Regions from separate parts of the Mus musculus genome. Here region 2 is linked to region 1. Evidence: chromatin loops called from intact Hi-C (ENCODE). Cell type or tissue: heart. All regions are shown on one strand. Links, peaks and the distances in the headings refer to the core of each region. The heading gives the core; the rest is flanking DNA.

The links. A loop is a pair of places that touch in the nucleus more often than their neighbours do. Peaks named below come from ENCODE experiments on the same cell type or tissue, not always from the same donor. Only the 100,000 strongest peaks of a DNase experiment are listed, where the experiment ranks them.
Region 2: it touches region 1 in a loop (3.0-fold over the local background); 13 of 42 quality-filtered maps call a loop at or near these places.

The regions. Positions count from the first base shown.
Region 1 is chr6:34,924,337-34,932,458 of GRCm38, reverse strand. Stra8 (stimulated by retinoic acid gene 8) reads right to left here. Exons shown (of 9, transcript NM_009292.2): 2 at 4,543-4,740; 3 at 2,023-2,098; 4 at 1,492-1,576. The coding sequence starts at 4,734. Among named protein-coding and RNA genes, the nearest start is that of Stra8, 7.4 kb to the right of the region's middle. In heart, for the core only: a CTCF peak has its summit at 5,069; a DNase peak (open chromatin) is centred at 5,138.
Region 2 is chr6:34,774,135-34,782,256 of GRCm38, reverse strand. It overlaps Cald1 (caldesmon 1), which reads right to left. Exons shown (of 14, transcript NM_001347100.1): 14 at 6,788-8,122. Agbl3 (ATP/GTP binding protein-like 3) reads right to left here and starts at 1,825. Exons shown (of 20, transcript NM_001289656.1): 1 at 1,198-1,825; 2 at 39-157. The coding sequence starts at 101. In heart, for the core only: a CTCF peak has its summit at 4,064 (motif pointing right); no DNase peak of the experiment used is centred there; H3K4me3 peaks cover 137 bases; H3K27ac peaks cover 254 bases.

The DNA.
Region 1 (8,122 bases), core at 2,790-6,789:
AGTTCAATTCTCAGAACCTACATAGCTGTTCATAACCATCTATAACTCCATTCCTGGAGATCCAGCATCCAGTCGCCAAGTCTACTACAGGCACGTGCAGGCAAAACACCCATCCACATAAAATAAAAATAAATAACTTTAAGCATTTAACTTAAGAAATAAAATAAAATTCTGGAAACCAGAGGAAAAATGTACAGAGAACAAAATGAACGTTCTAAGCGTTCATACCAAAAAGAAAAAAAAAAAAAACCTGACCAATACCGTAACGTCATAGATTTTGGTGGGCTATAACAGCCAATCGATCACAGCCCTCTCTGATGTGGGGGAAGACGTGACTTGCATTCTGGGTCTCATCAGAGGCCCACCTGGACCTATATCATGCCATTAGAGACTGACATGCCATGGGTCCAGTGGAGACAAGGGCTTGACGGTTGCCCCTCAAGTACAAGATGTAGTCTGGGGCCTGCAGGTTCCATGCATGAGAAAGGGGCATTATGTCATCTTCTGACCACAACACAGGCAGAGAATATACCCACACTCCATGCACACAAAACACCAGCAGTGAAAAACTTAAATGTAGACTTGACTTCACTTAGAGTTTACATGTGAAGTCCCCCTTCCCCCGAAAAGTCTCATGTGTGAGGGCTTTGTTCTGTTGGTGGCACTATTTTGGAACACCCTGGACACATAAGATTGTAAATCCTAGCTAGACGACATAGGTCACTGGGGTGGGGCTTTGTCCCTGACCCCTTCTTATCCCTCTCTCTGCTCCCTGTCTTCTGTGAGCTGAAGAGCCCTCCCCTTCCACATTTCTGCTGCCATGATATCCTGCTCAAGCCGGTGGAGCTAAGCAACTATGGACTGAACTCTGCAACTGTGAGCAAAACCGTGCTCCCTCCTTTGTGGGGTCTCTCGGGTGCCTGGGTCACAGTGGTGAGGAAAGTGACTAAGAGTGGGGCAAACATAGAAAGACATTTCCCAAACCAGTCTCCCTGTTCAAACTTGACTACAATGTCAGCATAGTCTTCCACATAATACTATATAATATATAATATATAATATATAATATATAATATATAATATATAAACTATATAATAATACTATAATAATATGTATATATACATACACACACACATATGTATACAAGCATAACACACATGTGTACACACTTGCCAAGATATATGGGTAAACACTCTCTAAAGTAGTGTGAAAACCATAAAGTTATCAGATGGGTGGACATCCATCAGAGTTAACGTGAATTTTCAGAGAGGTGAGATGATACACAGTCCCACATTTTTTTCTAAATTCTGTAATAAGCACGCATCATTTAGGAAGACTACCCAAGGCAGGTCATGAGGATGAAGGAAGGTTAAGGCTGTAAGGAATGGGACAGCTGTAAGTAGTGAGAGCAACCCTGATGGCCTTGCTCCCTGGAGGCTGCTGTCACACAGCGCTGCAGGCTCCAGGCTCCAGTATCTGCCAGGTCTCACCTGTCATTCTCGGAATACATTCTGGCATATTCTTCCTTGACCTCCTCTAAGCTGTTGGGATTCCCATCTTGCAGGTTGAAGGATGCTATCGGGGACAGGAGAGCAAGAGTCATAAAGAGAGAAAAAACCAAAAAACCAAAAAACAATAGACCTTTGGGTCTCTCCTGCCTGTCTAGTTCAGGGACCCCAGGAGGAGGCACAGAAATCCCAGACCCTCCCAGCTTTAGAGCATGCAGAGCCATTTCCCACTTCTCCTCCAAGGCATGAGGAGAGAGTCAGGTCAAGTACTAGTCTACTTCCTCTCTGGGCCCTAAAGCTGAGGTCCGATGCCTTTAGCTGTGTCCCATTAGGGAACCCATTGAACCCACAGAGTCTGGGGACCCTTGCCCATGCTGCCAGGGTGCAAATTCCCTGGGGTGGGGGACCAGCTATGGCTGAAGCACAGGGCCAGACACACGGTAGGTTCCTAACATGCATCTCTGCCTTCCCTGGAAAGCCCAAGGCAGCCGTCTCTAGGGAGGGGTCTCTTGCCTTTGAGCTTCAGCAACTTATCCAGGCTTTCTTCCTGTTCCTGAATATGAATCTTTGTCCTATTCAGTACCTGCCACTGAGGACACAGACAGACATTGTTGAAAAGACAGTCTTTCACTGCTGCTGGAACCCTTTTCTCTATGGGCCCAGGAAACCCCTGTCACACTGAGGCCATACTCCCTGCCCCCCGACACCCCCCCCCCCCCCGCAAGTCCCATCCTTGGCCTTGTCTGTGGAATGGATAGGAAGTTGGTCTCAGTGCACAGAATGTATGGGGACATGTTTGCATTCTATAAATGGAAGCTCACTGAAATACCAAAGTGGGAATAAGATGTGTTGAGAAAACGACCCCAGCGGCAGCAGCTGTAGCGTCACAGATGTGTGCACAGGCTGCTTGCGGGTGGGGCACTATGACACGGGGGATCAGCAGACTGAATGTCAACCCCAGGTTTGCACAAAGGCCCACTAGACTTCTGCTCACGTTGTGACCATGTGCAACTCAGTATCTTTTTCTCAAAATGTTTATTTGCTGAATTCATAGACTCTGTGTAGCTAGGTATATAGCTCGCTATGTAGCTAGCTACAGGCATATGCCTATAATCCCAGAACACAGTAGGTAGAGGCAGAGGATCTCGGGAGTTCAATGTCAGTTGCATATTGAGTTCAAGGTCAACCTTGAGATACACGAGACCCTGTTTAAGACAAAAAAGAAGAAAATAATTAAAATATTTTATGTTATCTAAACATATCTAAAAATAGCAAATGTTCTGTGGATTTGAATTCGGAATTTCCCGCCATCACTACAAGCCAAGGGACGGCGGGGATGGGTGAAAGATGCCGGAAGCCAGCAGAGGCGTGAAATTTTCTCTTCTGAGCTCTGTTTCTCAGTAGGGACCCCACTCTTTCACCCTGCAATCCCAAACTTGGCTTTCCTTCGCTACTCACCAGCCCCTCACCTTTTCCAAGGGCAGGTAGGGGGTCTGTGGGGGGGACTCCTGCAGCTGGAAACAGTACAGGTATCAGTTGGAGCCCTGTACCAAATGGTCAGGAGCTACCCTTCTCAAATTTCCACAGAAGCCTAGGCCTACTCAGGAGCTCTTCTAAGGTGTCTTCCTACCTCACCCCAAACTGGGAATCCTCTGGCAATTCTAGTCACAGAAAAGTAAAAGGCTCTGGTTGTTGCTTTGCTGAAGGCGCCATCCTCGGAAGGAAACCAACCAGCTGGGAACGGGTTCCCGGGCATAAAGAGCTCAGGCAGGGAGATGTGAGAAGAGTCAGGCTTGGAGTGGGAACTTTTTTGGCCTTGCCTTCTACCAGAGGGTAAGTGTCTCCCCTCCCCTCTCCTCTCTGCCTTCCTCTCCTCCTCCAGCCTCTGTTAAGACATGAGGAAATACAGGGACTCTCCACTGTGCCTGCCTGTAACGCTCTCACCATTATTAACTTGATTTCTTCTACCAACACCCCACTTACCAGGCCTTTCTCCAGTCTCTGGACAATAATTAATTCATTAATGTATTGTTAATTAGCAGCTAAAAAAGATAACCGAGAAGAGAAAGAGCTGTGTGGTACACACCTGTCATCTGATGGACCAACCTGACTCCATTTTAAGCCATTTTGTCATAGGTCAGAACAAGTTCATTTCTACTTCCTGAACAATTCAACTTGACTGTGCTTTAACCTGTTTCTGAAATTTGACATCTTCCCCTTCCCGTGGAGTTGGACTCACACCTTGATTATACTCTGATTAGATGCTCTGCCAAATAATTTAAAAATGTTCGGCCAAGTTCCGATGTAACCAAAGTTCCTCTGGAAATCCCCTTGAAACCTCCCTAGTCTGGACTGTATAAACTCTACCCTCCCTCTCCTGTGTTCAATGCTGTATTTCCAAACCTCACTTTTGGGGGAGACAGCCCTAACAGATAGAAAATAAAGCTTGTTTAATTTGACCAAAGAATCTGGGGTGATGGCCTTTACTTTCTTTGGTGCGATTAACATCATCCTAGCACCCGGGGAGGCAAAGGCAGGAGGGTGTGATTTCAAGGAGGGTCTATTCTCTGGAAAGTTCTAGGCCAGCCTGGGCTACATGGAGACTGCCTCAAACATCAGCATCAACAAGAAACAAAAAGGGTAGGAAAAGATAAATGTGTGCCTTGAGATACAGGCATACTGAGCCTGCATATGAGTGCCAAGTGTGTATTCACTTCTAGTATTGGTATTGTACATATGTATATGGTGTGTGTGTGTGTGTGTGTGTGTGTGTGTGTGTGTGTGTGTGTGTGTGTAGATAGATATACAGGGTCCCAGAGCATCCATTGGGGGATGACTCTTGCCCACCAAGTAACCACATGATCTCCCTCCAGCCCATAATTTCCTCTCTCAGGTCAGGCTGCTAGGATGCTGGCAGAGAAGCCGGGCTTTGACAGTTTTCCTATGGGCAGCAGGGCTGGCAGCTCTTGGCCAGTCCTTACTTTACAGTCCTATCATGTGGAGACATGTTTCACTATCCCCAAGTCCCTGTACCTTTGAGGCTGTGATATCAGACTGGGAGTAAACTGCCTTCCTTAGGTTGTTGAAGAGCCCTACCAGGGTGGCTCGATGGCGGGCCTGTGACAGGCGTCTGCGGACCACCCGAGGCTCAAGCTTCTGCAGCTGCGCCAATGGCTGGGGTGCCCCATCATCACTGGGTTGGTTGCCTTCTCCAGGGGTGGCCATTATAATCTACAACATAATATACCCCCCTTTAGCCTTGCATAATAGAGATACAACATTGAGGAAGGCAGACAGAGCAAACAGAAAGGACGTAGCCCGCAAGGCAGTGAATATGACCAAGACCCACAATAAACCACAGGTAACCCCAAATCTCCTACTGGAGCTTGGCTCCTAAAATTACAAACCATTTACAGTGGATTTCCAGTTGTCCGGTGAGTCATGAAAGACTGTACCCAAACCCTCTTGACTGGTAGGGAATCTGAAGCTTTCCCAATGCCCATGGCCAAGAAAACTGCTTGGCTGGTGGGAGCCCTGGAGAAATGTGCAGTTCTTGTCTCCACCACAGGGGGGAGACTGTCTCCTAACTTGCTCTCACTGTGGTTGTCAGTCTTCGCTGCCCAGCTTAAGGAGTGAGACTAGCAACAGAGCAACCCCACGGGCTACCTGGCATTGTGGCCTTGATCTCCTTCCATCAGCCTTAGGTTCTCCCAGGTCAGGAGCTAAGGAGGAAACTTGGAGACTCTGCCCCGGGGAGGAGGGTAAAGGCTGGCAGATGGCAAAGGACAGTTGAGTGATTTTCAGTGGCCTCCTGCAAGCTGCCCCCTTGTCATCACCAGCAAAGATCTTCTGCAACTTCCCAAAGATCGTCTCTCCTAATTATTATTATTGACCTGGATTTGCTGTTGTCCCTTACAGGGGCCTAGGTCTATCTTTTTCTGACCAACCTTTTTAAGGGCCTGCTTTGGAACTCCCTATATAGATCTAGCTGGTCTGGAACTCATCCATCCCTGCTATCGGAGTGCTGAAACTAAAGGGATATGCCAGAACATAAGGCCAGGCTGGATGTTTTTATTTAGCATTATTAATTTGTGTGGGTGGGGGGCGCGCATGCGTGAAGGTCAGGGGATAGCCATACAGAACGAGTTCTCTCCTTTCACCTCTTCAGGACCCCAGGGAAGAGCTCAGATTGTAAAGCTTGCATGGTGAGCGCATCTTGCTCTCTGAGCTTCCCAGACTGAACAGCAATGCACTTGGATCCAGGTCAATAGTAACTGTGATTGTGTGGCGCGGCCTCACCCTGGAAAAATACCTCCAGAATCTCCTCGGGATGGGAAAAGGGAAGGCAGGACTGAAGTTAGCGCTGTGCTAAGAATGGGTGACCTAGCACACAGTGAGTGGGGGACCTACTACAGTGTAAACTTAAGGTCAATAAGTGGTTGTGTATGTGTAGGACAGGTTCTTATCATGCAGCCGAAGACAGCCATGAACTCAAGATGTTCTTGCCAAACCGTCCTGAATCCTGGCATTACAAGTGTGTGTCTGTGCCCACCAACTAAGAAGTGAAGTTTAAAAAACAAAACAAAACAAAACTGTTTTAGGGGCGGGAGAGTTGGCTCAGTAGTTAAGAGTGCTTGCTGCTCTTGCTAAGGACCCAAGTTCAAGTCCCAGCATTCTCATTAGGCAGCTTATAACCTCCTCTAACTCCAGCTCCAGGGGGCATCCAAAGCTCTTGGTTCTAGGGGCACTAGTGGGCACACATTTTCACTTACTGTCCCCCCCCCCACCTCTACAAACACATATATTAGAATATTTTAGCTAGGGGTGTATCTTGATGATACAGCACTTCCTGGCTGTGCCTAAAGTGTTACAACAGAACAAACCCTTTTCTTTAAAAACCCTCATAGATTAAGATGTATGAAGAAATCTGCCCTCAGCAGCTTAACGAGTCAGGTCTGTAGAGAGTCTGTATACCCTGGGATTCCAACACTAGGAAGAGCACATCAGCTTGCAACACTCTTAAAAACTCCAGGAAGTTCTGAAGATATGCTTCCTCTAGCCCCGACCCCAGGCCCATGAGTCTGCTGAGTAGCCCAGGCCGACCCGGAACTCTCCTCCTTACTCAGCTTCCAGAGAGCCGGGATTTTAGGCACGCAAGCCCATCCCTTGCATGGTTCTCTAATGGGAGAAATGTTCCCTATTCTGCCCCCTGACCCCCATGCGGCAGCCTCGTCATTTTTGTCACCTAGAACATCACATATCTGTCCTCAGCCCTGGTTTCTACCCATCTAGAGCTGGCTTGTTCTCTGTTTCTTTTGCTTTGCTTCGGCTGGCCTCAAATCCAGATCTGCCCACGAGACCCTTGGTGAGGCTCCATCTCACAGGCGTTGCTGGCATTCTTCCAATCATGTGGCAAAATGCAGGCATCTGCAGGTAGATGTGGCTCAGGCCAACACCCTTGTCTGCACTGCCTTTTCAAATTGAAACAAAGAATCCCATTGACAGCCCTGCTAAGACAAAGATCCCAGGTTAGAAGGAACAGCAGAGGTGATTGATGAAGGCAAGGGCAATGAGACTTAAGAGGAAAACACAGAGCAGAGCGTAGAAGAATCAGCATTTTAGTTCTCCCTAACCATACAGAACTGTTTGTATTCCAAGCATTCACTATTTCACCAATTCAGTTCTTAACAGGCACAGTGAGAGGCGACCAATTAGAGATGCACTAAAGAGCCATGGGAACCAATACTGTGCATCTGCTGACTAAGAAAAGAAGAGAGAGATGCTACAGGGGCAGCAAAGTCCCATGCTCACTCGAAGAAACTGGCACGGCCAGAGGACTGAATGTACGCACCCAGATGAGCCAGGATGCAGGGAACTCAGGATGGAGATACCAGTTTGAAGAAAAGTACTGATTTTGTTGTTGCTGTTGTTGTTGTTGTTGTTGTTGCTGTGGTGGTGGTGGTGGTGGTTTTGTTTTCGAGTCTCAAGACTGTACCTTGGCCTATCCTTAAACTCAGGATCCTCCCGTTTTGGCCTCCCAAGTAGTCGAATTAGAGGTTTGTGTTACTATCCCTAACTGAAGATATTTTTCTCTGAGAGAGAATAACGGCTCACCACTGCAATCCCAGTGTTTGGTAGGCAGAGGCAGAAAGATTGCCCAGATTTCCAGGCCAGTCTAGACTAAGAAGCGAGATTCTGTCTCAGAAATTTCCAGACTTGGGTTGGCTACGTAGATCAGCTGGCAGACTGCTTGCCTAGCTAGCGTGGACGAAGCACTGGCTTCAGTCCCCAACGCCACAGAACCAGAAAACCAGGCAGGTGGCGCTTGAGAAGCAGGGTATCCAAAGTTCACGATCATCTTTACCTACACAGCAAGCTCAAGACTGAGCTCACATACATGAGACCACCTCAAACAAACGCATCAACAGCCCCTCTCAAAAACAAACAACCAAAAACCCAAACAAAAACAAAAACAAACCAACAACCCAAAACAAAAAAAAATACCAAAACCACAACCAAAACCAATCATCACCACCAAAAAACAATAAAAAGAAAAAACAAAACCAACTAACAACAACAACAAAAAGAAAAGAAAAAGACAAAGAAAACACCA
Region 2 (8,122 bases), core at 2,064-6,063, 150 kb after region 1:
TTACCTCAAATTACGCAAAGTAAAAAAGAAAGACATACCAAGTCATCGTCATCACTGATGCTTCTATCTGAGTAGTCTTCCTCCTCTGAATCTTCTGACATCTCTTCTAGTGTCTTCCTCGGAATGTCTTTAATTATGTGAGTAGGCTGTAAAATGTCTAAGGAGATTTTTAACAGCTTTTCTTTTAAGCAAAGGTGTGCAGGTTCTGTATTAAATGAATACTACAAAACCTGTCCAATTGTATTTAATTAAGAGTGACAGATCTCTGAAAACTAAACTAGTAAGGATACAGGAAATTAATTTCAAATTCAAAGATTTTACAAAACTATCCGTTACTACAAAGCAAGCTTCCTAAACAGATATCCAATACCAGATGTTCAGTCCTACAAAGAATATACACATAAGCAATATTCAATAGGCTTCTGCAAGTTGCATTTATATATTTATTTAAACACACAATGATAATAAATAGCAAAAGAGGATATGTATCTGAGAGGGTTGGAAGGGGGATAAATGATGTAATTATATTTTAATTAAATAAAAAATTTAAGATGATGAGTGGATATGGAATGGGGGTGTGAATTTTAGAAGAGATGAAGGGGGATATATTTATAACCTGTCAGTATGTTTTATGAACAAAAATAAAACTTAAAAAATCTGTTGAAACAAGAGAGACAAATCACGTAAATAATTTAGTTGAAAAACTTCCACAGTATATAGCCAGGCCATTTACATTTTATATTCATAACTAAACACTACACTGCAATAGTAAATGGGGATTGTCTTCACGCATTAAAAAGTACACAAGAAAAGTTATAATTATTCAGACAATAAAATGTAGCAATAGTGTAAAAACTTTCCCCTTTCTCTTGAACTTTCAGTTGACCCGAGCTTCAGTGTGTATAACTTAAGTTTCTCTTTAACCGTGATCATTACTGTATATTTAACTTTTAAAGCCAATGACACCATTTGTATTGGAATAGCTACCAGAAGGTCCGGCTGGAGATGACCACTGTTGCTTCTAGGCAAGCCTGAAATTGGCATTTTACTAAAATGACATTTTCCTCCTGCTACACATGCCAGTGATTGTGCCTTTGGGGATAATACAGTTTTAGGTATACGTTTCCTCTTTTCTTATTTGCAATGAAATCATCCTTGCCAAGCTTTTACACTTTGGAGGACACCAAAAGAATTTACCAATTTCACAACTACTGGTGTTTGGTTCTCTCTAAAAGCGAGCCTTTTGACCACCGCCGACAAACACCTTCTCAGCCCCCGGTTGACGTCTACAGACGAGCGCGTTCGGGGGCGCGGACGGCGCGGAAGGCCTCGCGAAGCTTCATCATAAACGCCAACTGCAGTCGAGAGAGCGGTTTCTAGGTGACATCTCGGGGCGGAGACCGAAGCTTCAGCCCCGGATGACGGCTCGAAATTACGACAACCCGCCGGGACGCCCGGCGGCAGCTCCTTACGTGCGCGGACGAGGCGTGCAGGCGCTAGGCGCCGGAAGCCCGCGGACGCCGGTCCGCGCCCGAAGCGGCGAGCGGGGGGCGTGCGGCCGCGCCAGGCCTTCTCTCGGGGCGGGACCCGCGCGGAGCCTCCTCACTCACGCGGGCCCCGCGCCGTCCCGCGCCGAGGGCCGCATTTCCCCCGCTCCCCGCTGCCTAAGCGGCGCGTCCGCCGCCCGCCTCGTTCCCTGGGCCTCTTCAAGTCCGCCGGTCGTCCCACCCCTGCCGGGAGAATACTTTAGGATGTCCCCCAGGCACCGGGCGACGACAGGGTCAGAGCAAATGCCATCGAAATTCAGCGGTCGCTGAGAGAGCAGGCCGCTTGTTGCCAGGGCAACGGCTGTACTCTCGCGAGACTTTGGGGAGCTTTAGTGATTTCTTCCTAGGGACAGCTGTGAAGGTGGTGAGGTTTTTGGCGGGAGACATTGATGCTAGGGGATGATGGGAACTCCTGGCTTGGCTTATGGTATGGACCGGTTTGAGCATTGCAGGAGGGAGAGTTTAGCACTGGGGAAGATGCGACTGCAGTTTGTTCTGAGTGACTATAACTTGTTTGCTAGGTGCCTGCGCTGAGAAGGCAGTAGAACATACAGTTTAAGGCTTGTGTCTAGAGCCCCCCTTGACTTTTAACAACCTGATGACCACGGGCAAGTTAATTTTCTGAACTGAACCTTATTAATAAAAATGAACTAATTTATTTGAAGTTAAAAGGTTGAGTTCTATTTTGCACAATTATAATTCATTCTTATTCTGGAAGTGAGACTTAAAATACTTGATTTGGAGGAGTCATGGTTATATGTATAAGGGTAAATTCTCAAAAATTTCATCAGCTTAGAAATTCTTTGTTAGCCAACACTTTCACAAAGCAAATCTCCCACCTTGCCTTATTTAAGTCAATAAGACCCCCACAGCAGTCTTAGGATCTGTGTTTGTGTGTGTATATTTAACCCTGATTTGTTGGTCACTTTTCACTTTGGTGGATAATACAGTTGGAACAGTTTTCCAAGTAAAGTTAATAAAAGAAAAACCCATATAGACAAAAAGAATGAGGAGGTGTTCAGTGCCCTCATGGTTCGCATTAAGCGCTTCAGTTTCAGCATGGAAATGGGTTAGCATCTCTAGATTTGTTAACTTTCTGGGAATGTGTTTGTGTCAGACCTTGAGACTTTCTGTTTCTTTGGGCATTGGCCTGAGGAAATGAAGTGTGCCATTGATCACACTTGTTTGAAAACTAGTCTTCATAGTTAGTTGTGCTTGGTTTTATGCCATGTGTATATCACTAACGGAGACAATGCTCAGAGACTCTCTGGTTTGAGGGTATCCTCAAAGCTCCAGTACCGAAATTTACTTGCTCCTGTGGATATGTAAGAACAGAAACATAACCCTACTTCTGTTTATATGTGGGGCCGTTCAGGGGTAAGTAAGATGAATGAGACCATCGGCGTGGAGTTCTCATAATTAAAACTTAGTGGCTCTATAGGACAACAGAGGGCACCCACTCCCAGTTTCTGCTAAGGGGTACCATTTGGTCACTTGGGACTCTCTGCCTGCAAGTCCGTCACCAAATGTGTTCCCTTGGCTTGTACCACTAGAATCACAGTCAAGCTAGACTTTTCTTAAAACATCCCCCGCTGGTGGTATTGTGCTGTTGGACAGTAAATAGGGTAAGCCAGTTTGTTTTATATGGAATCTATTGTTTTTTGTTGTTGTTGTTGTTGTTGTTGTTTTGTTTCTCTTTACTCATGGATAAAGGCTATAGGCTGTCAGGTTCACAAGATGGAGCTCCAAGAAACATCCCAGCCAGATAGGGAAGAGGCAAAGATAGGACTTAAATCATGTATGTATGTATGTATGTATGTATGTATGTATATTCAGCCCAACTATGCACATTAACATATGTCAACAAATATTTATAGAGAATGCTATTAGTGCATAAGAGAATTACTTAGAAATTCTCAAAGCTTTGAAAAGTCACATTCATTCATTACTCACCTGACCTTTACGGGTTAGTTTTACATCAGAGACTATTGACCGTGAAAGGCCATTGCAGAGTTTTTTAATGGGGATTACATCCTAATGGGAGAAGACAATAATAGAACCAGGCAGATGAAAGTTGCTATGGAGGGAAAGAAAGCTTAGCAGTGCTGGGGTCGAGTAGCTTGGCAGCGTAGTTCTTTAATGTGAGGTGGCTAGGGAAGCCCTCTGCCCAGGTAGCATTTGAACAAGAGACTAAACCTCGTGGTTGACTAGAGAAGACCTCGCTGGTGCAAGTGCTGAGGCCAGGAGAGACATGCTGGCTGTGGTTAGTGTCACTTTAAAGACACATCATATGGAATCCCCTCTCCTCCAGCTAAAGTTAAAATCGCCTTAGAAGCATTTGCTTTAAAACATTTTAAAGTTTTAGAACATTGTTTGTATTGCATTTATAGGGGCATGCATGCTACAGTTCATGTGGAGCTCAGAAGACAACCAGTAGTACTAAGCCCACTCTTCCTTTACCTGGACTCTGGGAATTGAACTCGGGTTGTTCTGCCTGCATATATGTCTTCAGACCAGAAGAGGGCACTAGATCTCATTACAGATGATTATGAGCCACCACGTGATGGTTGGGAATTGAACTCAGGACCTCTGGAAGAGTAGACAATACGCTTAACCTCTAAGCCATCTCTCCAACGTCCATGGGCTTTCCACTTTTAATTAAGTTTTTTTTTTAATTTTGATTTTAGACGGGAGCACACACTGGAAATTGAATTCTTTGTTCTTAAGTTAAAATGATAATAAAGCCTGGAGTAAAGTTCTCAAAGATGGGCCCATTGGACACGCAAACTTTATATGCCCCAGTACAGGGGAACACCAGGGCCAAAAAGGGGGAGTGGGTGGGTAGGGGAATGGGGGTGGGTGGGTATGGGGGACTTTTGGTATAGCATTAGAAATGTAAATGAGCTAAATACCTAATAAAAAATGGAAAAAAAAAGTTCTCAAAGATGTACTGAGTTGTGCTCCGGTCTCTGTGATCCCACCACTGAAAGCTACTGGACAGACTCCTCCTTCAGGAGGCAGATGGAGCCTGCAGTAATTCCCTCTTCTTTCACGTGACAGTAGGAATCCCAATGCTTAAAAAAAAAAAATAAGAGAGAAAAAGAATATGTAAATACATACCTGTATTATCCCGAAAGGCACAGTCACTAGGGCAGACAATCAGGAGCAAAATGCCATCTTGGTAAAGTGGCAAAAGTGTAAGCTATGTTAGGACTGTAACTTATTTTTGAATAATTTGCCATGTGGAATGTATTAAACATCTAGATAAGGAAACAAGGTGACCAAAGCATTCATTCTTTATGACATCATAGAAGTTAGTTATTGTGGGAACTTTGAGGTCTTTTCACCCAGTTGAATTGATGAAGCCATTCTAGGAACTGGGAGCCAGAGGCTAGACCAGTACCTGTCTGTACCTTCCTTGCACGAAGGGCCAAACCTCACAGTGTTTCCAAGCTCACATCTTGAAATCTGTTCCACTCAGCAGCTAACCAAGACTCAGCTGGCTTTGCTTGCTCTCTCTCTCTCTCTCTCTCCCTCCGTCCTTTCCTCCCTCTCTTTTTCAAGATTTTTGCCTCTTGTTGAGATTAAGACATCCTGGGGCTAAGGGGCCAAAGATGATTTTACCTGGTCAAGTTACTGTCTATTGTTTGATCTCACACACACTTGTCTGTGGACTTCATGAGGAGAGCAACTTCAGCTTTCTTCCCCCTACACTACACATACACACACACACACACAGCTGTCTTCAAGCCAAATTTATAAGCAATAATCTGTTGTGACAGAAGTGTAGTAATTAAGAGCGTGGGCCTAGGAATCTACTACTGGTGGTCAGTTCTCTTGTGACTTAACAGCTCACCAACTGTTGGCATGTTTTAAAAGTTCTTTATGCTTCAATTCATTTACCTGCAAAATGGGGATACTATTACTAGTGCCTGTCTTGTAGGATTATTGAAAGGATTAAAAGGGTGAAGAACATGTCAAGTTCTAAGTAATTACCTGTATTTCACTCATGTTACATGAGGGGGCAGGTTCCAGCCACTACTCTCTTCTGACATAACACAGTGCCTTTCAAGGTATCCCCATGGGATTTCAAGATATCCCCTTGGGACCAGTGGCATTGTTTGTTAGTGCTTTTTATAGAATGTAAATCCTCAGGCTCCAACCCAGACCTATGGAATCAGAAAGGGACAGACTAGTCTATTTACCAAGTCTAGTAGGTCATCCTGTTCTTACCTCCAGTTTGAGAACCAATGGCATAGCAGGTTAAGTGTAGACTCTGAAACTGAAACTACAGTACCTAGTTGGGTGGCCTGAAATAAAACTCCGTGCCACAGTTTTCTTGTAGACAGGAATACACCACCACCTGTCTGACAGTGTTCTGAGCTTAAGGGTTGGTCCTAGTGAGTGCTCTCATTTGTTCAATGTTAGAAGCATATGTTCTGGGAAAAAGTGGAGGAGGAAAGGACAGGAAAGGGGGAAGAGGGGGAGGAAGAGCTGGGCTCTCAAAGCACGGTCTGCAAAACAACAAAGCCAGCACAGAATCATTTGAAATGCAGGCTCTCGGGGCCCATCCAGACCTATGATGTTCATATTTTACAAAAACACGCCACAGCAAAGTTCTGCTATTAAGTCTGGAGTGGAATGAAGTAAATGGTCAGTATTCTCTGTGGAGCTGGGATGGATGAGTTAACGCACAGACTAGAAAGCTGGGAATGATACAATGAACAAATACCCATGCCTCCTCCAGCCTCTGGAGCAAGTGCCCAGATCTCACCCTCATACTGCCAGACCTAGCTTTTACTCTTATTTTGAAGGAGAAATTTTAAAATGTTCTGTCAGCTGTCCACTTCCGAGTATTTTTGAATATTTGGTTAGAAAAGTCCCTGTAGTAAGAACTGTTTTAAATATGAACTGTGGCAACCATGCTAACAATCATTTGTAATCTCAGCTGTGGCAACCATGCTAACAATCACTTGTAATCTCAGCACTTGAGAGGTGGGGGCAGGAGGGACAGGAGTCCGAGGTCATTCTTGGCTTCATAATGAGTTCCAGGCCAGCCTGGGCTACATGAAATCCTGTCTCAATGTTTTTGTTTTGTTTTGTTTTGTTTGTTTGTTTTTTCCTTTAGAGAGTGAAACCAACCCTCAATGTGAAGTGCAAGTGTTTTGCCCTGTTCTCTTTATTATAGCCACAGTTCTCACAATCAATTAGAGCATCAAAGAATGCACGAGACAGAGACATCTGGAAGAATTCCATTTATTGTGGATGCATTTTCACAATATATTTTTATTGCAGCGATCAATTATCAGTGAAAAATATTAAGTGTTTATAAGGTTTTTTAACAATGGCAGATTCACAGAACATGCTAGTCAGCTTGCAGTTTCCTCTCTTAAAGATAACAGAGAGCTGTAATCAAACAAGTAGAGGAGGAATTTGCTTCTTCAAAGGTTAAATCCAAACGGAGAAAAATCTACCCTAAAACTCATCGTCATCCAAATGTTGGAATAAAATTTAGGATCAAAACAGTCATCTCACAACTTTGAACGTTCTTAAAAGCAAAAACAACAAGCAAAAAGCCTGTAAGATATAGCAAGAGAAGGCCTCATTAACATGAGCATGATCCCTCAGCATCTGCCTAAGATCGAACTTTGATCCATTGTACTCCAACGATGGAAGTCATTTTCATGGGTGTGCCATGTGCACTCTGTTCGTCTTACCATAGACTTGTGTCTACTCTGTCGGGGGTAGATGACTTGTGCAGTCTTAGTGGCTTTTCTTCCTTTGGCCCAAGTTTGCTAAAAGCTAGGGAATCCAACTAACTCTTACTAATTCACGAGAAAGATAGACTTTTTCAAGGCCAACCCTTGAAAAACCCTCAAGCCAACCCTTTCCTCTTGAAAAGAAATCTGTGGATTGGAAATGTTAGAGGCTCTCCTACTGTGGAAGGAGTGGAGACTAAGATAATTTTGGTTAAGTCAGCTGAGGTATGAGTTTGTACAATGACGCTGTATGCATAGAATGTTCTAGATAAGAACATTTTTGTAAGACACTAGAGTACTTTTATCTATTGGGAAGAATAAAGACGTAAGCTAAAATAGGATCTGATATATGAATGATGAGTTCCTTAAAGAGCCTTGGTGGGAGGGGGGAGTAAAACTACTAAAATTTACATAAAAAATTCAAATTTCAAGATGTTATCAACTTATGACCGTACCAACTGACTAATAAAGGCGGAAACATTTAATTTAAAGAGTGTGAGTACATAAAGATAGGACTGCCATGCTTCTGCTCACGTTACCTGCCTGCTTCTACAGGAGGCAAAGTTGGTCTTTCTTTAGACATCTACATGAATACTAATTTGTGCACTAGTCACCAAAATGCTTGGTTCTAAGTGGTAGAGAAGGAGACACCTTAGATATAATACAGGTCAACTTTTTGACGTGGGGTGGGGGTGGGGGTGAACATCACGGTCGCAAATAAGCAGGGTTTGAGCTTTGTCCAGATTGTAGACTTAATAAAATTCACACTGGACTTCAAGACTGCCCTCAATTATAAACTAAATACTATGTCTTATA